Regions from separate parts of the Homo sapiens genome. Here regions 2 and 3 are each linked to region 1. Evidence: chromatin loops called from intact Hi-C (ENCODE). Cell type or tissue: mammary epithelial cell. All regions are shown on one strand. Links, peaks and the distances in the headings refer to the core of each region. The heading gives the core; the rest is flanking DNA.

Region 1 (8,419 bases), core at 1,828-6,827:
TGAGCCAAGATCTCGCCATTGCACACCAGCCTGGATGACAGAGCAAGACTCCATCTCAAGGAAAAATATATATATATGTGTATATATGTATATATATATATAAAATAAATAAATAAATATATTTATATTGCTGCTCTTATAGAACACACAGGCTAATGTAAGAGATAAACACTAAAGAGATATATAGAAAGGAATTTAATTGTAATTGTGATAAGTACCTTGAAGGAAAGATACAGTAAATTATAGAAGTATATAATAACTGGTGGAGATTGCCAAAGAAGGCGTCTCAGAGATGATTTAACCTCTAAGAGAGTTCAAAGAATTAAGGCCAATAGAACTATAAAATTTTGTAAATTGGTCAAAGCATACCAAGTTCACCCACATCTCTGAAATATCTGAACTTACTTTATATTTATACCTAATTAAGGAGCCTAGATTATTTCTGGTCTTCCCTTAATTTATATGCACAAACTGAATATAGACATTTAAATATAAATACAAATTTTGTTACTATTCCTTAACCAGTCAAGCTTATCTATAACAGATTTGATACTGGGTTGTTATTTACTATTGACAATTTTTGAACAATTATCTTGTATGAACATGTTCTGTGGAATGAGACGATGGAAAAATGAGGAAAATGTTACTGTGGAAATGACAACACTGGTTATTCTCAGAAAGCTTCTTTGAGAAACAGGGAGTTTATTTATGGCTAATTTAGCGAATTTGATATTGATTCTGAAGTATACCATCTGCCCAGATCATGGGGTAGCACATATTTTATATAACCCCAAATTATTCAAGTGATGGGCTTTAAAGTTTAAAAGAAAGTTAGGTTAAGCAATTTATGAGCTCTAAAATTAAAATCTATGTATTCGCAAAACAAATGAATTTCCCAAATAAGTTAGACATACATTTAAGAGACTTGTCATGATGGTTGACAATACATGAGCGTCCAAGAAAAATATATCGAAGTTTGAATATTTCAAACTCCCAGAATATTCAAAAGGCTTTTGCCAGCCTGCTCTAAAGCTGTTGCGTTAATGCCTGCCCCTCCTTCACCTGTTTCTCTCTTAAATTTGATGTGATCTATCTATGTATGTCTATATATTCAGCAATACAAATAAAATAATTGAAATTTACATTTTAATGTGTTGTCTTCATGTGTCTTGATAATATATATTAAGCTTGAATTTTGTGAGGAAATTAATATGATTTACTAAGAAAATTTCAGCAAAATTTGTCTATTAATGAGGGGAAAGGAAAAGTAGAGGTCATACTTAATAATGCTGACAGATCTTTATGTTTCTAAAAGATTTCAGTCTACATCAGTGGAAGCAATGTATATTAGAATGTATTTGTTTATCCAACCATTACCTTCTTATCACATTAGGAATGAAGGCACCACTTAGCACACTGGGCTGGTGTGCGCCTGGCATTCTGAACCTTAATCTGACTAATGCTCCCATTGCAAGATGTAAATAGATTACAAAGAAAAATTCAATATTTTCTCCCTTCTCCCACCAGAGCAGCCCACATTAGTTGTTTCCTGCCATATAATTGCATTACATGCCGGGATGTAATCCATGGTTAATGGCAGTCACAGTCAACTGTCACTTTGCTTTTAGCCTCGGTCATTCAGTATGATTTACATATTTAGCAACCATGACGAGACCTAGATTTGTCAAACCACTTGTGGAGGTTGTGATGCTAACTGCTACCAAGAAAATTTTTGTTGTTGTTGTTGAAGGACATCTTTGCAGGCGGTAATGCACGTAGATGCAGAGCATCTGTAATGTAAATTAATTAATTTATCAAGTATTTTTGTGTCCTTAAAAATATTTACTACATTACTGGATTAATACTTCTGATTAATAATTTTCATTACCTGGAAATTAATTTTTGTTTTAGTTTCTTATCAATTAAACAAACTTTTAAAAATAAAAAAATTACTTTTGCTTAGTAGTAACAAACATATAAACTTGTCTCCATAAACCTGGCATAAAAATGTTGAAAATCTAATTTATCACAGCTATTAACAAAACATATAATTGCATATAATAAATCTTTGAACCCCATTGAAATGTCAGAGATGGTAAATTTTAGGAGATTTTGTTATGTAAAATTGATATCAATTTAAATGCACTTAAGTCATTTAGTTATTCATATGAAACTCTCCTCCCTGGGGTAACTTGAATGCCCAAAGATTGGCAGAATGAAAGGTGAAGGCCTCTCATTGCTTTATTTTATACATGAACTCTCTTTTCAGAACCATGCCTGGTTTCCCATAACACATCGTTCTGGGAGAAGAGGGTTAAACAATTATTAGCTGTGAGTGAGGAATTCTTATTGTTTGGTTGAAAATAGTCCATCCAGTTTCTTTGTAAAAATCCCGATGATCTGTAAGCCTAAGAATAATTGCCTTACTCCAATCCACTTCTCATACCTTCATCAGAGTGGTGTGCCTGTGTGTATGAATATGTATGTAAAATACAAAAGTAATGATTTTTTACTTTATTTTTGCACAATTTTCGTGTGTTCCCTCATCAAGTTCCAGCTTGAACCTTTAAATGTTTCCTATCGCCAACTTAAAGGAAATCACAGTTCCCTGTAGGAATGGGGCATGCCAGGTCCTCCACCTTCTCGCTCCTGCCTCCTGCCTCCTTCTCCAGACCCATTTTCATTTCCATATTCCACTTACAGTGCCATGTTCTCCCAGCACTTGGTGCCCAGTGTCTGATATGCTACTTCCTTCGCATCTAACAAGTAGTCACATACCCTTCAAGTTTCTGCCAAAACAAGATGATCTGAACAAAGCAACCTTCTTCCCTTGAATCTTCTTCCAGACAATACCCAGAATGTAGCCCCTTCCCCAACTTCCTCAGAAGAAAACTTCCACCTCTTCATTTCCACAGTAATTGGTACATATTTAAATTTGTATTGATTTTTTTTTCCATTGCATTGGTCTGAATGTCGACATCTTTCTCCCACATGTACGAGAAAACCCTTCAAGGGAAGGGAGTGTTGATCAGCTTTATCTCCTATGCATCTAGCAGGGGACCTAGCTAAAATGAAAGCTGCGTTGAGAGCAGATCTGGTTACTGTTGTATCCATGAAACCTAAATAGAGGTTATGCAAGTATCTGCTGAAGGAATGAATCAGTGTACCTACTAAGTGAAGAGATGTGGATTGTGTTCTGGTGGTTCAACATTTCTCTATCAATTTCTGTATCTTGGTGTTCATTGTTTTCCTCCATGTAATTTAATTATGTTGGACATTTAACACTTTTAATACTAATGGCATGTGGAGGAGAGGCAGCTTCCATTTTTCCTAATAATTCAGCAGAGCATTTCTATTATGTCTAGCCTGCCATAAAAATGTTGACGTCAGAAAACACTTTGATCCTGATATTAACACTTTGATCCTGATATTAACCCGATATTAACAAAAGCAATCTTTTGTTAAAGAACCCCCCGACAAATACAATTAAAAATATGCAAGTGTTGCTAAACTCTCCTTTGTGGTGCTTAGGTTTGTCTTCTGCCCTGATATTATTAGCTTCTGCTAATTTGACAAGGTCAGCAGTGGCACTATCTGCCTTGCCATTATCAAAGGTTGTAAGGCATTTCTCTTGGATGAATCACAAAATCATTAACTTCTCTATCACTGAAAGAGCTTCCCAGCTATTCTTTCTGTCTTTCTGAATCAATATCCCCAGGGTATCAGTGTCCTTTTATATTCAACAGAAATTATGAAATCATTCCACCCGTTTCTCAGGGCACTAGCTAATGGGGACCTGAAGAAGACTTTAATTGTCTCTGACAACAACTCAACCACTTTTTTCTTCATATGTGGATCCTGTTCTGCCCAGTAAAAGAAGGGACAAACCAAGTTAGGAAAATGCCGAGGCAAATTTCGGACAGTGTTGAAGAATATTCCACAGGCTTTTATTAAACTCCCATTCTATGGAGATTATATAACATTCATTAATGTACTTTATACCAAAAGATGTTCCTTGATTTTCAGTGTCAGAGATGTCCAAGTTACTGTATGACAACTTGCCTGGGAAAGTCTGGTTATTTGATTTTTCTACAGCACACTACCCTTAAGGTAAAAATTTAAAGATAATAAATTCTGAAGGACTAAATAACATTAAAGGAATGTATTAAAACCATTTTCAAATCTATATGCCTATGTGTATATGAAGAGAGAACTAGTACAGAGATATATGTATATGACTTGCTTTAATTCTGTATTCTCAGTGGCTGGTACACAGTGGGCACTGAAAAAATAGTTTTGAATAAAAAATTAAGGAAAAAAAGAATGATTATTAGCTATAGCTAGTGTTTTTAAGGCAGCTATAGTCATTCACGTATTTATAACTGAGAGCAGAGTGTGGCTTGCCCTCTAGTGGTCTGTTTTAGCGAACTTTAATCCTGGCCTTTGAAAGATAAATATTTACTTGATAATAGTAAAGTATTTATAGTAAAATATTTACAAATGGATGGTAAAATAATTTTCATTTTTAATAAACATATGTCTAATAAAGCTTTCTTTTGTCCATTTTAAAATTTTATGGTGAAACATCAAAGAGAATTTGGAAAACTAGAAATAAAAGGACTTTACCTTTTAGAAAAATGAAAATATTTAATATATGACATTGATATTTTAAGCCATATATTATTGTTTTTTAGTTATACTTCCAATTTCTGTGCCTTACGTAAAATACGGAGAGGACTTTAAATTGTTTTTCCTGTCTTCTATTACATGTCAAGTGTTTCACAGATGGAAAACAGAATCTATCTAACAATATTGTAATTATCGACGTGAAACGCAAACGCACTCTTCTTTTGGAATGTTCTAATTATGGCTACTTAGGAAACTACTGACAATTTATATACTAGTGTGGCTGATTAATACTTACCTTTTCATGTTATTTATATTGTTTATATTTGATTACTATTATGCAAATAATTATTTGAATTAAAATGGCCTGCTACTCTAACATCAAATATAATAATATACTGAGAATACAATTAAATGAACATACATAAACACATTTCACGAAATGTATTTTTCTCTCAAGAATTCACTAATTATCTAGTAATTGTGTTCAGTCTAGGTAGTTGCAGTTATTTTTAAATGAATTAATAACAGGGTACACACATTTTAAATAATATTTTAAGCAACAGGCATTTAATCAGTTATGTAAAAGAATGGATGTCAAGCTTCAGATTTTTTATTAAATTTCTTCATCTTATTTGTTGATTTTAGCATCTTTCTTTATTTTAGTTTATGATTTATATAATAGAAATAAAGGTGGAATTTTTCTAGCTACAATTCAGGGCCTAGAAATTAGGAGTTGAGGGCTGAAATATGTGCAAAGGAGCATAGAATTATAGACTAAGATTCTGTGAGGAATCAAAACTTTAGTCTGTATTGCACTATACTCTGACTTACTATCATCAGATATAACATTAATAGTTATATTGAAAAGTATAGGTACAGACTGCAAAAAAATGTATGGTTACTAGAAAAAAACTACAAAAAAATTTTCTCTGGGCTTCAAAGTTTTTAATTGTGATAATAATCGAGAATAAACTTAATCAGATGTTATTAAATATTTTTTATTTTTGGTATTCCACTTATATATGTCAAAATTCCTACTTGTTAGAAAATTAAGCTTTTCACTCAATTCTCCCAGATTTACTTAAACTCATTTTTGAAATTCAGCATTATGTAGGAATGCTACATATCATTTCCATAGGAAATTGTGACTGTAACACCAGTTTCAAAATTAAAATGATTTTCAGTTCTCTTCCTGAATCTAGAATATTCATGTCTAGATTTCTAATAGTTTCTGGAAGAAAGAAGATGTTTACTCCTCCAATAAATTTGGGATACTATATTAAAAATATTCTTTACTGTAGGACATCTCAAGGCCCATTAAAATTAATGTGTAATATTAATCTCCAAGATGGGTTATAACATACAGCTCATTCTCAAGTTATTTGAGGATTCCTTTTTCTAGAAACTTTGACCAATACCAAATGCTGATCTGGTTTTTTCCTTTTTGGGAACAAACTAGACTTGAGTAAGTCACTGAAAAATGAGTAACAGTAAAAATGGAGAGAAACGAAAACACATCAAAGAAAGAGGGACATAATGAGTCACAGCATGAATAAAAACATAATTTCAAAGGGCATTTTTTTTAGTTCAGCCTGTCTGGAGCAGAGAATTCATATTGACAAATACTGTTTATTGAATTTGAGCCAATAACAAGATCAGATTGTACAGAGTCTAATTGCCAGGTTAAGGGATTTAGGCTTTATCATATAATGTACAAGAAGCCATTACAAGTTTTTAATAAAATAGATGATAATGTCCATCATTTATTAAGCACTTGTCTTAGAAGCTTTTCTAAGTGCTTTCCCTGTATTAACTCATTTATTTCTCTCAACAGTCCTTTGGTGTAGGTAGAGAATAACGGAACAAAATGTCAATTAACTTTCCCAGGGTCTATAGCCTAGTGGATGTTGGAGCTGGCATGTGTAGATCCCTAAGCAGTGTAATTCCAGAATTGTTGCCTTTAAACCCTATTCTATGGTATAAAGAGTATCCTGTATAGGGAGATTAATCTGGAACCATATGAAGGATGGATCCAAGAAGCAGAAGACTGGAAGAAAAATTGGTTGGTCAGGAGGCTTTTCCAATAAACCAAGTGTGAGATCCTAAAGTGTTTAATGGGATGCCAAGAGGAATGGAAAGAAAAGGGTGAGGTTTAGAGATTCAAAGAAGGTAACATTGATACTAAACATTTGACTTAATTCATGGCTTCACATTGATCCAGGGAAGTGGAGTTCCCTGTATGCGTTTTAGCTGATGGTAGCATTAACAACAAGATGACAGAGAAATTATGATACCACTGACAAAACTGAGGAACTCATACAGAAGAAACAGTCATAGGGGAAGACGATGAGTCTGAGTTTTGAAGATCTTTAGTTGGAAATGATGTCAGCATACTAGAATTATGTGACTCTATATCGAGAGGAATAAATGGCTATACATAGAGACTTGGAGTCTTCAGCACCAACATGATGGTTGTGATCAGGGGAGGCTACGAATTTTTTCAGGACAAGGATGAGACAGGAAGAGCTGAGGCTAGAGAATGGGTCTTGGGATCCGCTAAGTGCTACAAGTGTGTAGAGGAAGAAAAATCAGAGAGGAAACTAATATTTTAAAAAGGAAATTGTAATGTTGCAGAGCCATGTAGACAAATATCCTTAAAATGATGACATGCAACACTGTAAAAAAGGACAAAAAAGAGAACCAGGAAGAGGGGTGGCAGTTAAACCATCTCATTGGTTTGGACTGTTTAGATGTTGTTAAAAAGAATTCAGTGAGTCATTCCAGAGTTAGCAGCTGTCGTTTATCTATCCTAATTATCTAATGGTGCCTCATTAGCTCATTTTTTCTGGTCAGTTTAAATAGATAAACACTTTCCTTTGTATCTGCTGATTAATTTACTTGGTATGATATTATATTAAAGAAGAATTGAAAATGATTATTCTCCCATCATTTAAAAAAGTATGTTTGATAGTTTCAAATTCATGAGAGTAAAAACTTGGAAAACTGAAGAATGCAACACATTTATCAAATTCCTGGACGTTTGTTGACTTCCTACTCTGCTTCTAAAATTGTAATGATTTTCAGGTGATTTAAGTGCAATTTCTAGTCATTTAGTGTATATGTGTGTTTCTGTGTATATGCACATACTATTTATTATTTGTTATTTGTATTATACCTTGCATGTATAATATTTATTAATATCTTACTTACATTTATTAATATAAATAACCCTTAAAATCAAATGTACCCTCAACATCAAAAAGTGAAGGCATTAGAAGAGAGTAATAGTGAAAGAAAATCAGATGTATCCTGGATATTATCATTGGCATATAATATATATATTATTATCACCATATTGTGTGTATATATATGAAAGTATTTATTAGTTTTCTTAATGCAGTACAGCTATTTAACAACCCCAGATTGCTAAGGTTGTTACTGATTAATTTTTCCCAGATTTACCATCTGTCTGGGCTGACTACATAGCCATTTTGCTAGGGTTTTCTTCCCCGCCTCTGTAAAAATTAGCCTTACTCAACATGACGACTTTTTTAAAAATGTAAAGTAACACGTCATATATTATTACATCAAAGACCATTCAAAATAGCAACTTTTAAATATGTGAGTGACAGGATAAATTACTACCGAGTATTATGCTTAACATCACTATCACCTAGAGCCAAAAACCATCATGCAGTGTTGGTGGTTTGGTGACATATTTTGACTGGAATGTGCTGTGCTATTGGGCATCAGTCAAATGTGGTAATTTATGATAATTACTCATCTGAGG
Region 2 (8,419 bases), core at 2,339-7,338, 840 kb before region 1:
CTGACATTTGTTTCTAGCATAGTTAGCACTGTTTTCTTTATTTTTTAACTTTTTCTTCTTTTGGTTTCTACTCAGCAGCTATTATTTTTCTACTTTATACTTTTATCAAATCTCCTTTTTAAAAAAATCAGAAGCATAGGTATGAATTTTCAGAATTTTAGCAAGGTAAAGTGTTACTGGGAAGGGATTCCAATCCAGACCCCAAGAGAGGGTTCTTAGATTTTGCACAAGAACGAATTCAGGGCGAGTCCCCAGTGCAAAGCGAAAGCAAGTTTATTAAGCAGGTAAAGTGGTGAAAGCACAGCTACCCCATAGACAGAGTAGGGAATTCCCAAAAGTAAGAGGAGGAACGCGTCCACCCTAGTACAATAATTTATATATAGGGTTACAAAAAGGATTATGGGGAAATGTACTCCGCTACAAGGGTTTGTGATAAAGGATAAATGTTCTTAATCACTATATATTGCAAGAATCAATATTATTATCTTTAAAGCAAAATTAGAGATGCTTCTGTTCTCAAGATGTTGGGATATCAGGACACTCCCAAGTCTGGGTCTATTTAGTAAATGTTATCAATCTGTTCCCCTAACCATAAACTTCTAGAGGCTAGGAATACCACACTTTCTGGGAATGCAGCCCAGCAAGTCCCAGCCTTATTTTTCCTAGCTCTCACTCAAGATGTAATCACTGTGATTTGAATGCCTCTGACAAAAGAACAACTTTTATTTTGCTTTTTTGCACTTGGCAAGTTAAACCAAAATGAGAAATAGTTGACTTTCTGACCTTAGCCAACCAAAGACTGCATAGAGACAACTGTCTGGTCATTCTAATTGGGGAATAGTAAAAGAAAAAAAATCACAAGGCTTCAACTAACTCTATGCTAAATTGGGCAAGTTACTATTTAGCTTTTGAGCAAAAGTATTTGTATGAATGAATTAATACTGAGACAGGTAACCTGGCTGGTTTCTTGTTTTGAAGTGATTTAGAGCAAAAAGAACAAAAGCCCCTTACTCAAGCTGTAGCTCACCTAACTTCCAGCCAGTCAAGCATCAACAAAAGACCCAAGAATTATTAACAGCAAGTTCCTGGTTTAGATGACTAACGACTTCCACAGGACCCTGCATGCACAGTCTGCCTTAAACCTCAACTTGTAGTTACCTCTTACTCATTTTAATGCTAAAAGTCATGACCAGGGATGGAGATTTAAAATGTTAATATTATATGCAATGTATGAAGAATCATGTAAAGCCACTGCTCAAGTGCTAGAGAAATCCCGCCTATACATAGCCTGGTGAAACCTTTCCCTATAGAAAGACTTATAAAACTAACCCACATACTATCTTCCAGGGAGCAACTTGCCTTGTCCTTTCACGGTGCTGACTTCCTTGTGCACAAGCTTTAAATAAACTTTTCTGTTTCTCTTTGCTGCTATGTCTGGTGGTCTCTCTTGATTTCTATCCTGGGGGGTTATAAGAACCCAGGAGCACTGGTAACAATACCACTAAAATTTACTAAATTCTTGGAAAGTAGAATTAAAGAAGTAAAATAGCTACATAAAAGTGTTTCATAAATTAGAAAATTGTTTGTATAGTTTAGGTATTAATATTATTATTATTAAGGTGATTGGATTATGCAGAAAAAAACAAATAATGACAAATATTTAGAAAACCAGCCTACACAGGCTGACCAGACTTCTTTTTCTGGTAAGACAGTGTAGTACAGTGACAGATGCACCGCAAGACTCCAGAATGAGAAAGTATGAAACAGTTCACCTGACAGATCCCAGGGCAGTAAAATGCTGTCATATTTTCTCTTATAGTGAGTAGATTACTAAGATGGCAGTCTTTGAGTGCAATAGAACCTGTGACTTGTGTCTAGCCAATAGAAGGTGGAAAAAGTAGTGAGATAGTCACTTGAATGATTAGATTATACATTCCATTTTTAGCTTACTTGAGTGAGAACTTCTATTGGCTTTGAAAAAATAAGTAGCTATGTTTTTAATGACCCCTAAGCAGGCCACATAACAGGCAACAAAGTATAAGGGGGCTCCTAGGATCTGAGAGCATTTCCTGGTTGATAGCCAGCAAGGAAGTAACAATTTCAGTCAATGTAACAATAAGGAACTGAATTCAGCACAACCACATGAGTTTGGAAAAGAATCCGGAGTACCAGAAAAGAAAGCGGTCTGGCCTGTATTTAGATTGCCACCTTGGGACACCCTGAGCAGAGGACCTGAACTTTTGACTCCAAACCAGAGAGATAATGAATAGATGTGGTTTCAAGCTGCTAAGTTTTTGATGGGGTGTTATGATGCAACATAGAAACTAATACACCTAGTAGTGAAAGGATTCAATCTATCCAGTAAGACAAAAAGGTTTAACTCATATTTTATAGACAGGGAAGCATTTTTATCCAGAAAAAAAATCTTATAATGAGAGGGCTTGGGGCTAGTCTATAAAAACAAAAAACAAAGCGAAAAACACAAAACACACAAGCAGTAAGAGAAATAGCAAATGAATTGCAATGTTACGTTGACATAGTCTATATAGTTGAGTTTGAAGGAATCTATTAAAGAGTTATTTAGTTGCTACTACAACATAAATTGCAAGCTTTTCTCTTAAAGGCTACCACCACTTAATGCAAAAAAAAAAAAAAAAAAAAAATCCACTAGGAATAGAAAGCTAAGGAAACCAAACATGAATGGCTATTCTGCAGGATAATTTTATTAATCTTAGACCATGTTTTATTTAGGAAGGTCAACATTTATTATTATTACTTTAATTTTGCTTTAAAAGTATGAAATAAAAGTTTACACATTTCTTTAGAATCATCATAGGGTGTTACTTTTTTGTTGCTAGAAGTAGAGAAGTGTTTGCTAAGTTTCTTTATCAAATTAATGGAAATGTTTTCACATCAAAATACTCTGATCAGAATACTGTAGATTGAATATGTTCACAGCTTGCTTATATAATTATAAGAATATCTACAGAAAATATCTGAGTAATACATATACATGAAGTGGCATGAATAAAACAAATCAAGCCCTTTGAACTAGTTATTCTACAACTGGGAATCTGTCCTAAGGACAGATCTCAAATTTGCAGAGCTTTATTGCAAATACTGATTATTGCTCTATTATAGCAAAAAACTTCAATCAATCTAAATCTCTAAATGTAAAGAAATTATTAACTCTACCAGACATTAAGGGGATTTGGCAAATAGTTTACAATTAGTGAGTTTCTCACATCTCTAAATCTAACTCCTCAGAGGAAGCTCTGGGAAAGAAATTAAGTCCACAACTCACTGCCTTTCCATTTCAGCACCCCTTGTTCTTTCCATACCCTGCTTTGCCCTTGTCTACAGAGCTATCTCCTCCTATAAGAAAAGCTTGATTTAATGATGGTGAACATTTCTAAAGAACATAGTTAATTTTCAAATGGCATATGTGTAAGATTAGACCCTGAAAGTGAGAGTACATTGCATGTGAAAACTTCAAAAAGACCTGTGTGCTTTGGGAGGAGATTTTGTTCAAAGTTAAAGATTTCATTCTCTTCCCAAGTAGGCCAGAGAAAAGAAATCACAGTTACAGCTGCACATGATAGCAGCTGAACAAATCCCTGGCATCGGAAAGTGAAAGTAAATGGTGTTACTTGCATGTTAGCCTGGGAACTGCAAAACATCTCAGGTGGTTATCTTTGAACGAGTGTCTGAGGGAACCTCCTTTCTTTCTTCATTCCAAAGTTACTATCTCTACTCCATAGCTCCAGTGAATTTCTATGTGTTGGAGTCTCTGAGAACAGCCCATACTCCCAGCTCCAAGCCATGAAAAGCATAAGCAGTGGATAAAAAATGAGGGAATCCATGCTCCCTGGATGAGGAGAAAAAGGTTGAGAATTGTTCTCCTACAGTTTCACGTGTATTTCACCTATTAGGTTGATTAAGCAGTTGAGTACTCCAAGAAGACAGAAATAACTAAATAATTACATCTAGTAGACTTACTGCTTATTGATCAAGTAATGATGCATCTTCTTTCCAAAACATGGAAATAGACTCCAATTGATAAAATGCATCTGAAACACCATAAAAAAATACCTGTGAAACTTATTATTTTCCTTGAAAGTAAAATCACTAATTTTTATATGAATAGCATAGCCCTTTCAATTTTTCTGTCATGAATAGTAAGCTTAATTCATAATATTTCATGCTTTCTAGCACTCTTGATGATTTTTCAAAATAAAAATTTAAGCCTTATAAATTATTTATTGGGAATTTAAGTATATACAAGATACTGGGAGAATGCCATTTGTGGTTACATGTAATATTTATATATCAGATATGGATTTTTATATAATTTGAATCAAATGCATGTAACTTTTTTGCAAATTCAAAGCTAAACAATGCTATTCTGAGGCTAATTTTCAATATGTTAAAAAGAAGTCTATGCATTCATTGGTATTTACACTTGAGGAAAATTGGTCAGAAATAACTTAATGCACTCTATATAAGTGCGTCCCTCAAGTAAAAATAACTCTAGCTTTATTTAACCTAAATATAAATCATAAATATTTTGATCTCAAAGCGTTCAAATACTATTCCTTTTACATTTGCCATTGAGATGGTAAATACTATACATATCCAACTGTTTCAGGAAAACATGTGGCTTATTCAAGTATTTATTGTAGGGATAAAAATTCTCTTTGCCATTTAAAATTTAGACAATAGGTCTAACTTGAACTGGTTGATTTACTCTTTCAAAGATGAGAATTAACATATCCATTACATGTTTTCTAAAATTAATTCATTGGTTTATTTCTTCATTCAAGTATATATTTAGTCTGGCCTTATATGAAAGGGACAGCTTCAGAAACGTCTTGGTATCTGAAGAGGAATAATGTCTCTAGGTATACATATCTGATCTTCAATCTATTTATTAACTATATCCTTTTTGTATGGATAGGTGTATGGAACACTAAGTGGTCAGTGAGGTATTCTTGATTAAATATTTAAAGAACATTTAAGTCTCTTTAGGATTTTGAATGTTCCCACCACTAAGAAATGATAAATGCTTGAAGCCATGTATATCCTAATTACCCTGATTTGATCATTACACATTTTATACATGTATCAAAATATTCTATACCCAATAAATATGTGCAATTATTACATGTCAAGTAAAAATAATTTTAAAATGTAGCTTAACTGTGTGTTTTCCATTCCTAAATAGCTTTATTTAGGAAATGGTAACATCAATGTACCATGTGATATTCGAGTCCCTTTTAAAAAAGAATAAAAGAGAGAGACTTATTTTTCTAGAATGTGATCTTAGAAGATTCCATATTGGAAACCCCATCAAAAAGAAGTCTAAGTGCTTAACATAATTTGCATTCATCCCTTTACTTGTTTATTATCTGACTTCCCACCAGAGGGCAGGGCGTTCTCAGTTTTGTTAATTGCCATACACCCTCATGGCAGTTAGTAGGTGCTCAAAAAAAAAAAAAAAAGGAATTGATTAATTATGCAATCCAACATTTTTGGATTCTATGTTAAATGATATGATTTAACTGTGCTCGTGCTCACATCCACACAGAACTTTACTGTTTATGACACGTATAACAGGAAATTCTTGTCTGCCTTATGAGTTTGTGCTGTTGATAAGAAGAGTTATCAAGTTGCTGTGAAGTTGAAACATCAGACAATTGCAAACATCTCAACTGACTCAGCAAAAACAAAACCTTTGTGAAAGCATTCTGGCTGCAACTTCTGGGTTTACAATCAACTAGGTTTTATCCACACTGTGATGTGTGAGCAGCAGGTGTCTGAAAGCATCAATTGTCCAGTCAGGCCCCTGTGAGGATGGCAAGAAGCTGTATGATTTCACAGAAACTTATAGTGAAGATGGTGCTAAAAGAACAGGGAGTCTGTTCAAAGGATGTCTTCTGTTTTTAATACATTCTATTAAAAAAAAAACTGCCATTTTAAAAATTGCTAGAATTTTATTGCAAACTACTGTTTCCATTAAAATTTCCTGTAAGGACACTGAAAGAATTTTAAGAAATTTTAAATGCAGTAGTGAACTACACATAGTCTTTTATGAGATTGTACTGACCAGAAAATAGCTGAGACAAGCAACATATGCATTTCACAATTTTAGCATTTCCTATGCATGTAGCCATGTAATCCTGTGTATTCTTCTCTGTATTTTGCCTATATGATAAGCATTGGATAGGAGACCCTAAAAATAATCATTGCTAAATGGGAAAATGTCAAACACTCACAACCAAAATTAATGAAAATTCTAATCTTGAAATATATGAAAAAATATAAATCATAATGAAACTATCAGATAGTTATATTGCTATATAAACTTATAAATACTTGCTATTAAAATAGTACTTGTGTTTATTATGCTCTCACATGTTCGAGTTGTTTGCTTTGAAATTAATATGCATACGTCTTAAAATTACATATGTGTGTAATTACATATAGAAGCTTTATATATATGTGTGTGCATAGATAGGTGGGTGTTCAAACTATATAACATCTTTTCAGGGAAAAAAACAATATCATCCATTTCACGATGTAATCATCACCATAATTTTGTCAGGTTTTTGTTTTAGTGGATTAGTTTTTTTGATATATCAAGATCATTGGAAAATCAGACATGTCAGTTTTATATGCTAACATCAAACACGTGGCTAATAATGCTTGAAAAGACACATTTGGGAAAATTCAAGAAAATAGTATCCAAAGTTAATCAGGCTGCCATATCAATTACCCTAAAATAGTCTAAACTCTCCCTTAAAGCTCTCCCAAAGACTAAGCTACAATCAGGTTTTTAAATTTTTTATTTGTTTATTTATTTATATCATTATGTGTTGCTGAGAGAGCAGTAATTACTTATAAGAGTTTTTCCATTAGCACACTCAGTGAGATTGTAAAAACCCTGAAGGTGAGGGAATAAGCTGAATTCGGTTTTGAAAGAAGATGATATTTCATGTAGAGAGAACAAGGAGCACAAGGGCCTGAAATCAAGCCTGTTGTGTTTGAAGTACAACCAGGGGACTAGGGAGCAGGAGCTGCTCAGCAAGATGGAAAGGGTAATGCACAGAAGAAAGAGGGACCAAATTACAGAGTTCTGCAGGCCATATATTCCAGGTGAGGTGGGGCAACAATAAGAGTTTTGAGCAGAGAAGTGATTATCTGCCTATTTGTTAAGAATAATCCAAAAATCAGTAAGGTGGAAGTTGGAAAATCAGTTAGGAGGTGTTGTTATAATCCAGATAAAAGATTTATTTTCCAAATGTCTAGCCAGTTACTCAATAGCATTTGCTGAGAAAAAAAAAAAATCCGTATTTTCTCTATTGATATTTAATGCTTTCTTCCCTTCTAACTGGATAGGATTACTATAATAATAAAAATAGCTGGATACAGACATGTATACATAACCAGAAATACATCTAAATTTTATGACATATAAAAATAGTCTGTTAAGATATTGATTGTAATTGTGTTGAATTAAGAGATCAGTTTAGTGAAAATAGGCAGCTTTATAATATTGCGACTTGTCACCCAAGAATGAATCATAATCAATGCTCTCTTTTGTGATGAGCCACCACAAGAATGGCTAACCTTTTACAATAAATAACTAACTTGTTTTTGAAAGCTTACTATGTGACAGCCACCATTCTTTTTTTTTTTTTTTTTTTTTTTTTTTGAGATGGAGTCTCACTCTGTCACCAAGGCTGGAGTGCAGTGGCACGATCTTGGCTCACTGCAACCTCCACCTCCTGAGTTCAAGCAATTCTCCTGCCTCATCCTCCCAAGTAGGTGGGATTACAGGCACATGCCACCATGCCCACTAATTTTTTTGTATTTTTAGGAGAAACAGGGTTTCACCATGTTGGCCAGGCTGGTTGCGAACTCCTGACCTCAAATGATCCTCCCCACCTTGGCAACCCTAAGTGCTAGGATTATAGGCATGAGCCACCTGGCCCAGCCACAGCCATCATTCTAATCATTATATGCTTTAATTCGTTTAATGCTCACTCCAACCTTATAAGATAGCTACTATTACTATTACTTCCATTTTATAGATGAAACACTGAGACTTAGAGAGATTAAGTGATTTGTCCAACACCAGACAAAATGCAGACAGACCAGAGCCTTCTGCCACTCGTAGAGCATCTGTTTGGTCTTCTTTCTTACATCTTATCTGACATTTTGTTAATACATCTTCATTTTCTCTTTTTGTTCTGTCTTTTGTTATACGGTCTGTTGCCTCGGAAAAGTTATAATCTGTTATTATTCTGCTAGAAATAATCATTTTTTTTACTTTAAATCATAACTTAAACTTTTTTTCTCTGCTTTAATAACTTTAGATAAAAGTATATGGTATTTTCCTTCTGTGGAAGGTGAGAAA
Region 3 (8,419 bases), core at 2,339-7,338, 340 kb after region 1:
CTGATACCAAAGGCTGGCAGAGACACAACCAAAAAAGAGAATTTTAGACCAATATCCTTGATGAACATTGATGCAAAAATCCTCAATAAAATACTGGCAAACCGAATCCAGCAGCACATCAAAAAGCTTATCCACCATGATCAAGTGGGCTTCATCCCTGGGATGCAAGGCTGGTTCAATATACGCAAATCAATAAATGTAATCCAGCATATAAACAGAACCAAAGACAAAAACCACATGATTATCTCAATAGATGCAGAAAAGGCCTTTGACAAAATTCAACAACCCTTCATGCTGAAAACTCTCAATAAATTAGGTATTGATGGGACGTATCTCAAAATAATAAGAGCTATCTATGACAAACCCACAGCCAATATCATACTGAATGGGCAAAAACTGGAAGCATTCCCTTTGAAAACTGGCACAAGACAGGGATGCCCTCTCTCACCACTCCTATTCAACATAGTGTTGGAAGTTCTGGCCAGGGCAATTAGGCAGGAGAAGGAAATAAAGGGTATTCAGTTAGGAAAAGAGGAAGTCAAATTGTCCCTGTTTGCAGATGACATGATTGTATATCTAGAAAACCCCATCGTCTCAGTCCAAAATCTCCTTAAGCTGATAAGCAACTTCAGCAAAGTCTCAGGATACAAAATCAATGTACAAAAATCACAAGCATTCTTATACACCAATAACAGACAAACAGAGGGCCAAATCATGAGTGAACTCCCATTCACAATTGCTTCAAAGAGAATAAAATACTTAGGAATCCAACTTACGAGGGACATGAAGGACCTCTTCAAGGAGAACTACAAACCACTGCTCAAGGAAATAAAAGAGGATACAAACAAATGGAACAACATTCCATGCTCATGGGTAGGAAGAATCAATATCGTGAAAATGGCCATACTGCCCAAGGTAATCTATAGATTCAATGCCATCCCCATCAAGCTACCAATGACTTTCTTCACAGAATTGGAAAAAACTACTTTCAAGTTCATATGGAACCAAAAAAGAGCCCGCATTGCCAAGTCAATCCTAAGCCAAAAGAACAAAGCTGGAGGCATCACACTACCTGACTTCAAACTATACTACAAGGCTACAGTAACCAAAACAGCATGGTACTGGTACCAAAACAGAGATATAGACCAATGGAACAGAACAGAGCCCTCAGAAATAACGCCGCATATCTACAACTATCTGATCTTTGACTAACCTGAGAAAAACAAGCAATGGGGAAATGATTCCCTATTTAATAAATGGTGCTGAGGAAACTGCCTAACCATATGTAGAAAGCTGAAACTGGATCTCTTCCTTACACCTTATACAAAAATCAATTCGAGATGGATTAAAGACATAAACGTTAGACCTAAAACCATAAAAACCCTAGAAGAAAACCTAGGCATTACCATTCAGGACATAGGCATGGGCAAGGACTTCATGTCTAAAACACCAAAAGCAATGGCAACCAAAGCCAAAATTGACAAATGGGATCTCATTAAAATAAAGAGCTTCTGCACAGCAAAAGAAACTACCATCAGAGTCAACAGGCAACCTACAAAATGGGAGAAAATTTTCGCAACCTACTCATCTGACAAAGGGCTAATATCCAGAATCTACAATGAACTCAAACAAATTTACAAGAAAAAAACAAACAACCCCATCAAAAAGTGGGCGAAGGACATGAACAGACACTTCTCAAAAGAAGACATTTATGCAGCCAAAAAACACATGAAAAAATGCTCACCATCACTGGCCATCAGAGAAATGCAAATCAAAACCACAATGAGATACCATCTCACACCAGTTAGAATGGCAATCATTAAAAAGTCAGGAAACGACAGGTGCTAGAGAGGATGTGGAGAAACAGGAACACTTTTACACTGTTGGTGGGACTGTAAACTAGTTCAACCATTGTGGAAGTCAGTGTGGCGACTCCTCAGGGATCTAGAACTAGAAATACCATTTGACCCAGCCATCCCATTACTGGGTATATACCCAAAGGACTATAAATCATGCTGCTATAAAGACACATGCACACGTATGTTTACTGCGGCACTATTCACAATAGCAAAGACTTGGAACCAACCCAAATGTCCAACAATGATAGACTGGATTAAGAAAATGTGGCACATATACACCATGGAATACTATGCAGCCATGAAAAAGGATGAGTTCATGTCCTTTGTAGGGACATGGGTGAAATTGGAAATCATCATTCTCAGTAAACTATCACAAGAACAAAAAACCAAACACTGCATATTCTCACTCACGGGGGAATTGAACAATGAGAACACATGGACACAGGAAGGGGAACATCACACTCTGGGGACTGTTGTGGGGTAGGGGGAGGTGGGAGGGGGGAGGGATAGCATTGGGAGATATACCTAATGCTAGATGATGAGTTAGTGGGTGCAGCGCACCAGCATGGCACGTGTATACATATGTAACTAACCTGCACATTGTGCACATGTACCCTAAAACTTAAAGTATAATAATAATAAATAAATAAAAAAGAAAAAAAAAATAGAGAGAGATGGCATTTATAGTAGATTAAGTAGATTTTCTTTTATTGCTTTAATAGTTCCCAGGCACCATTTGCTTTTGCTTTTCCAACCAGCACAAGTGATCAGAAAATGATTAGAATTTCTCCTGCAGATGAAATTCAGATTTTGCATTTGTGCTGTTTTATGAGCTGAGACTATCTTAAGAGCCAATTTATGGTTTTCTCTACTAAAATTAGATTTTTAAAAAATAAGGATATACAGCAATTGGAGGATGCCATTAACAACTTGCCCTAAGGCAATAATATACTGTGTTTACCATTTTCTTTTTTAAGAAATTAGCCTTAAGTTGATATCATTTAGAGGAGAGCTATGTTCCAGTTCATTCAACAAAAGCAGAACTGAGACATCTTCTGTGGAGTTTAGCAGAACTACTGGAGCATTTGCCCAGGACTTTCTCCTCAAGGTCAGGCTGTTTCCAGAAGCCTTGAATCTCAGATCTATTCATTCCCAAAGCACTGCCCTTTTGAACATTTTCCTCTCCTGAAATTTAAACCTTTAGGAGCTCTGATATTCCCTCTCTTCTCTCTCAGCCTGGAGAATCCCATTAGTAAAGCTGTTATCGAATCACACCAGAGCTTTCCATCCAGCCCAGTCCTCACCAAAGACTCACAAATCTGAGGCTATGCAAAGTTAGCTCAAAATGTATGTACCTCTATCTCTGAGCCAGGTTACATCTAGTGATGCACAACTTTCAGGCTAAGAAGAAGCCATTCTTCCTAAGAAGAATAACAGCATTCATTCTTTTCTTATCACTCAAAGCAAGGCATTATGTTGATTGGTTCAATAGAGATTGCTTTTGTCCTCAGAAATAATGCTGTGTTGTTCCTGTCCCTGAACTACAGGAACCTACTGGCATCGATTTGCCGCTGCTGGATCCTGCGAACACCATCACCACGGTCACGGGGCCCAGTGCTTTCAGCATCCCTCTCCCTATCCGGCAGAAGCTCTGTAGCAGCCTGGATGCCCCCCAGACGAGAGGCCATGACTGGAGGATGCTGGCCCATAAGCTGAACCTGGACAGGTGGGTATGGTCTGGCCCCAAGACTAGCTTCTTTCTGTTAGTGCCCTCCAGGACCGATAACTATTAGACGTAGGGTTAGCTTCATTTTTTTTTCCATCCACACATCTATTTAATTTTTCATTTTGCAAATATGCATTAAGCTCTGTCCTTGTACCTTGCACTACGGGCTTGCAAAGAGTGCTAAGAGACATTCTGAGCTTATCTGGCATTGGTAAGTATCAAGTTTTGTGATGCACTTTGCCAAGCTGATGGGCTAAATTCCCCAAATCATATAGCCATTCACTACCGTAGTTATTGCTCCTCCTCTGCAGTTGAGCAGGACCTAATGTTTGATTAATAATTAGCATGCCAACACAGCACTGATATTAAGTTATAAAGAGACCTCTGGAGCGTCTACTTTGTGGAGTGTCACCGTCACTACCAAACATAACATGTGGCATGACCTGTCAAAGATCATCCAAGCCTGGACTAGAAAGAAAACATAAGTCTCTTGATTTCCTGTTTAGAATATGACCCATAGACATCTTGTCTCTTAAATTATCTCACTCAGAGCTGAGGTTCACAAAGTTAAACATCACATCCCCTGTCTGGGGCTGATCTAATTAAGCATGGGCTAGTTATTTAGGATGGCTCACTGTCAGCCACAATGGGACCAGGAAACTTAAAGACAAGTAGAGAGACAGAAAGGTTTAGCTGAGGAAAAATAGATATGTAAGTCACACTGTTGAGCACATTTTCTCTTTCCCAATTACAGGTACTTGAATTACTTTGCCACCAAATCCAGCCCAACTGGCGTAATCCTGGATCTTTGGGAAGCACAGAACTTCCCAGATGGAAACCTGAGCATGCTGGCAGCTGTCTTGGAAGAAATGGGAAGACATGAAACGGTGGTGTCCTTAGCAGCAGAAGGGCAGTATTAACCACCATGCTGGAAGGGGAAATGAAGGACAAAAATGCACAGGGAGTCTGTGGCCGTCCAGGTGAATCACAGCTGAGGAGGAAATCCAGATGAGACCAATGCACTTCACAGGCAAGACTGCAGCAGGAGCCAGAAGGAAAACAGATACAACTGCCCATGTACATGCCCACTTTACTCGGACATCATCACGGGAGTTAAGAAAAATTGTGTAAATTTGTACCTTGAATTTAGCTATCAACCTAATTTTCCTCTTAGTTGGGCTGTATGCTGTGTGGTACAGGATCTTACAGTTTCCTAGGAAACGCTTTTTATTGCTATCCAGATATATGGATAAACTTTCTTAACAAACCCAATTTCTACAAATGTTGTTTACATCAAATTGGACAGGGATGCAGACACTGTCCATGGCTCGTTCTATTTTTGTTCAAATCATTTGAAGTTGAAGCTGTGGACGGTTTGTTGTGTCTATTTCAGATTAGTAATTTACAGAGAAATCACAGACTTTTGCTACAAATCGTGTGCATCAAGTGTCTCAGATAATCCTCCCATCAGTGTTCTGTTTCTAGAACTTGTAGAACCAGTGTTACTGTTTGTATCAGGGAAGTGGAGAATCTAAGTGTAAAAAAGAAATAACTAAGACTCCTATTCCTTGGAGGGACCCTTCTGGTGCCCTTTGGGAATAAAGCTGTAGCACTGCAGGGAAGACAGTGATTCATGTTCAACCCCACAAACAAGCATTTTTTTCACAACATGTGTGTTTGTTTGTAATATGCAATATGAAGTGTTTTTTTTTAAAGGTATTATTATTATTTACAGGTATTCTGGTAAAATGATTTTTTTAAATTTCTATTTTTGTTAGCAGTGCTGTTTGTTAGTATTTGGTTATTGACTAGACCTGTCCCACCTTTTCACCTATCAAGGTGGGTGTGGTCATCAGTTTAATTCAACATGCATCACTTCCTTGACCTTTTACCTTTCCCTTATTCCACCCCAGAAAGGTGATTGATAAATGCTGAATGGCTTTGTCAGTCTGTTCCTTCAGCTTGCTCAGGCAGGGTCTTTCTTTCTCCTCTGAGGAGTCTTAAGGAGACGTGTTCTCTATTAAGTTCACTTAATATTGCCGTTGTGTGGCCCCACGTCGACTCCCTATGGTGCTCTACTCTAGAGGCAGTGTGGTTGGAGGAATGGACTCTAAACTGGAGATCAAGAAACCAGTTCTCATTGTGGGTCTGTCACTGTCTTGTTGCGCCACCTTGAGAAAGTCATTTAACCACACGACCTCAGTGTCCTCACTAGAAAGTGAAAGGGTGGGATTAGATCATCTCCAAGTTCTGAAATGCTCAACTTCCACCGTGATGCCTCCAGTCTCATTCATCAGTCTGAAGACCACAATGGACTCTGACCTGGATCATCATTTAAAAATCATCAGCTGGTCTTTTGCCCAGGCTATGTTACGCCTTTCAAGTAGTTCTGACAAGGAAGATGATTATTCTAACCAGCATTATGATGTTGTTTGTTTGGCCTGAGTCGCTCTGCATCATTGCATTATGCTGTTCACTGAGAGATGACATCCCTTTATTATCATTTTCTTAGCCTCTCTTGGGATGCCCCTGCCCCCAGCCTTCCTGACTGGTTGCAAATTCTGTTTTTTATTATTGTCTTGGCATCTTGATATCTAGACCACTCCTACAAGTTTATCTGGCAGTAGGAACTTGGTGCATTTTTTTCTACGCTACACCCCCCCACCCTTAATCTTTCTTTGCTGTCATAATATTCAGTAGCATTTATAAAAGCTGTCTAGTTAGCTCTTTAAAAACTTTTGTCCTGCAAAATGTTTGTTAGTCAACACACTACTTTGTGTAAACAACTATTATGTTTCCTTGGGACCATCACAAGCTCTTTAACAAACACAAGGACTCAATTCATTCAGCAGGTGGGGATTAAAGAATCAAAGCCCAGTAGCAAAACCAAAACTGAAGAACAAGCAGACATGTGTATGAATCGGAACCTTTAGAACATGACTGTGGTTTACTTTTAGGCTGGAGGCACACAAGTTGCTGAACAGACTTGAATTATACATGTGCTTCCATCTTTCCATGTTTCCGCTCCTATTTTGGTAGCATCTTGAGATTCCTTGATGCCTCCGCCATCCTCATCCCTGAGGAACTGCTGATACCTTGCTATGGAACCTCTTCTTTCTTTCATGCTTTTTATTCCGTATCTTCTGTTTTGGACATACATACATATATTCTATAAAATCTCTCTCAGCCCACCCCCTGCATTAGGATTTCCATATTTAAAATATTTGTACACTGACTGGGGAAGGGAGAGATTGCACTATAAACAAGTTCAGTGGATGTTTGTAGCAATGAGTAAAACTGTATTCTAAATTAAAAATCAAATATATATACACGCAGTTATACACACACATTTTTTAAAAGGAGGAGGAGGAAAGAGAGCTATTGTCCATTCCTACATTTTGAAATAAACTTGTCAAGATTACGCATCAGTACCAGGGTTGTGGAATCATCTATGGAAATCAAGAACTAGAATCTGAACTGAATGGTCAAAGAAACTTCTATGCCTAGTGAAAACTAGAGGGGAGCAACTATGTAGCTATGAACATGAATCAATTCCATAACTGTTACTAAAAACTTATTTTGACTAAAAAGTCACCAACACAGAACTATTGAACACAAACAGGAATTGTTTGTCTTACTGAAGTCACTGAGAACCCTTGGGGTTCACTTCAGATGCTTTTTTGGTTCAACTTCCCACCACCAGAAAAGGGAAAAGTGATTGATTTCGTGTGTGAGGTACTCATCTGTCAGAACCCTTAATGTTTCCTATTAAGTGAATGACAACTTCCATACATACACTATTTATACCAAATAATTTTCACTACAAATTCTGATTTCCTTCTCCTTTGGAGTAAAGTAATAGCTGTTAGATTGCTTTCAAACTTAGAAGGTCCAGATATAACAGTTCATTTCATAGGAAGCCACTTCATCAACCATTCTATGTGATACATCCTGCTTCTTTCTACACCGCTGGAGAGGCAGTTTGGCTGGTTTCATTTGGATAGAAAAAACTATCATTTGTGCATGCTGCCATCTAGTGGTGTACAACACAATCTAACCTGAGTTTAATATTCACTAGAATGTGTTTGACGAAGGGAATGAAAACCTGTAGAGTTCAAGGACCTTTATGACAAACAGATGTAGGGAAATTTTCACTTCAAATTTATAATTTTCTTATTCTCACTTTTTTTTCATTTGCATCACTCATCTCAATATTAGGTCACTGTGAGCCCAGTACATCAACTCATTCATACACAACATATCTTCAGTTGCTTCTTGTAACAGAACTATGTAAAATCTATATAAAACAGTCTTTGAAGAGTTGTCATTTTTAACACTTATGGTTTTCATTGGGGTTTGTATACTTTAAATCTCCTTTTAGTTCCTTAATATTTATCTTTGGAAATGTAAGAAGTATCTGCTTAGAAAGAAATAAGTCTTATATATGCGAATGGAATACTATGTCTAGGGAAGAGAAAATTGGGGTTGTTAATCAAAGGGAAGAAAGCAGCTTCTTTTCTGCTGAATTTGGGAATCCAAAGGCAGAGGTTTCATCCTGTTTTTATTTTCTTCTTATCACACTCTTTCAAGTTTCCTTAATGTATCTGGAAGGAATAGAAGTTGGATTCAGAATTGATAACTGGCATGGTGATGACAAACCTGTGTAACACCAAGGTTCTCACAGCTAACAGCTGTTTCACAAACGGCATCTTCCAAATGAACAGTCACCTCTGCTATGCAGAAAACCCCCATCCTGCTGTGAGCAAGTTAGGCTCTTCAAGAACTGGACAACTTTTGGGTGAGGTGTTCAATATCAAACTGCATAATCATTAGC

Evidence for each region. Hi-C counts contacts between places; a loop is a spot of excess contacts. Peaks named below come from ENCODE experiments on the same cell type or tissue, not always from the same donor. Only the 100,000 strongest peaks of a DNase experiment are listed, where the experiment ranks them.
Region 2: it touches region 1 in a loop (19-fold over the local background); 6 of 110 quality-filtered maps call a loop at or near these places.
Region 3: it touches region 1 in a loop (14-fold over the local background); 16 of 110 quality-filtered maps call a loop at or near these places.

What each region holds. Positions count from the first base shown.
Region 1 is chr4:95,506,329-95,514,747 of GRCh38, reverse strand. The region is part of intron 1 of UNC5C (unc-5 netrin receptor C); the gene reads left to right. Among named protein-coding and RNA genes, the nearest start is that of UNC5C, 38 kb to the left of the region's middle. In mammary epithelial cell, for the core only: a CTCF peak has its summit at 4,394 (motif pointing left); no DNase peak of the experiment used is centred there; H3K27ac peaks cover 585 bases.
Region 2 is chr4:96,349,454-96,357,872 of GRCh38, reverse strand. All of the region lies in intron 1 of LINC02267 (long intergenic non-protein coding RNA 2267), which reads right to left. Among named protein-coding and RNA genes, the nearest start is that of LINC02267, 43 kb to the right of the region's middle. In mammary epithelial cell, for the core only: a CTCF peak has its summit at 5,427 (motif pointing right); no DNase peak of the experiment used is centred there.
Region 3 is chr4:95,165,320-95,173,738 of GRCh38, reverse strand. It overlaps UNC5C (unc-5 netrin receptor C), which reads left to right. Exons shown (of 16, transcript NM_003728.4): 15 at 3,407-3,585; 16 at 4,340-8,419. The coding sequence ends at 4,505. Among named protein-coding and RNA genes, the nearest start is that of UNC5C, 380 kb to the left of the region's middle. In mammary epithelial cell, for the core only: no CTCF peak of the experiment used is centred there; no DNase peak of the experiment used is centred there.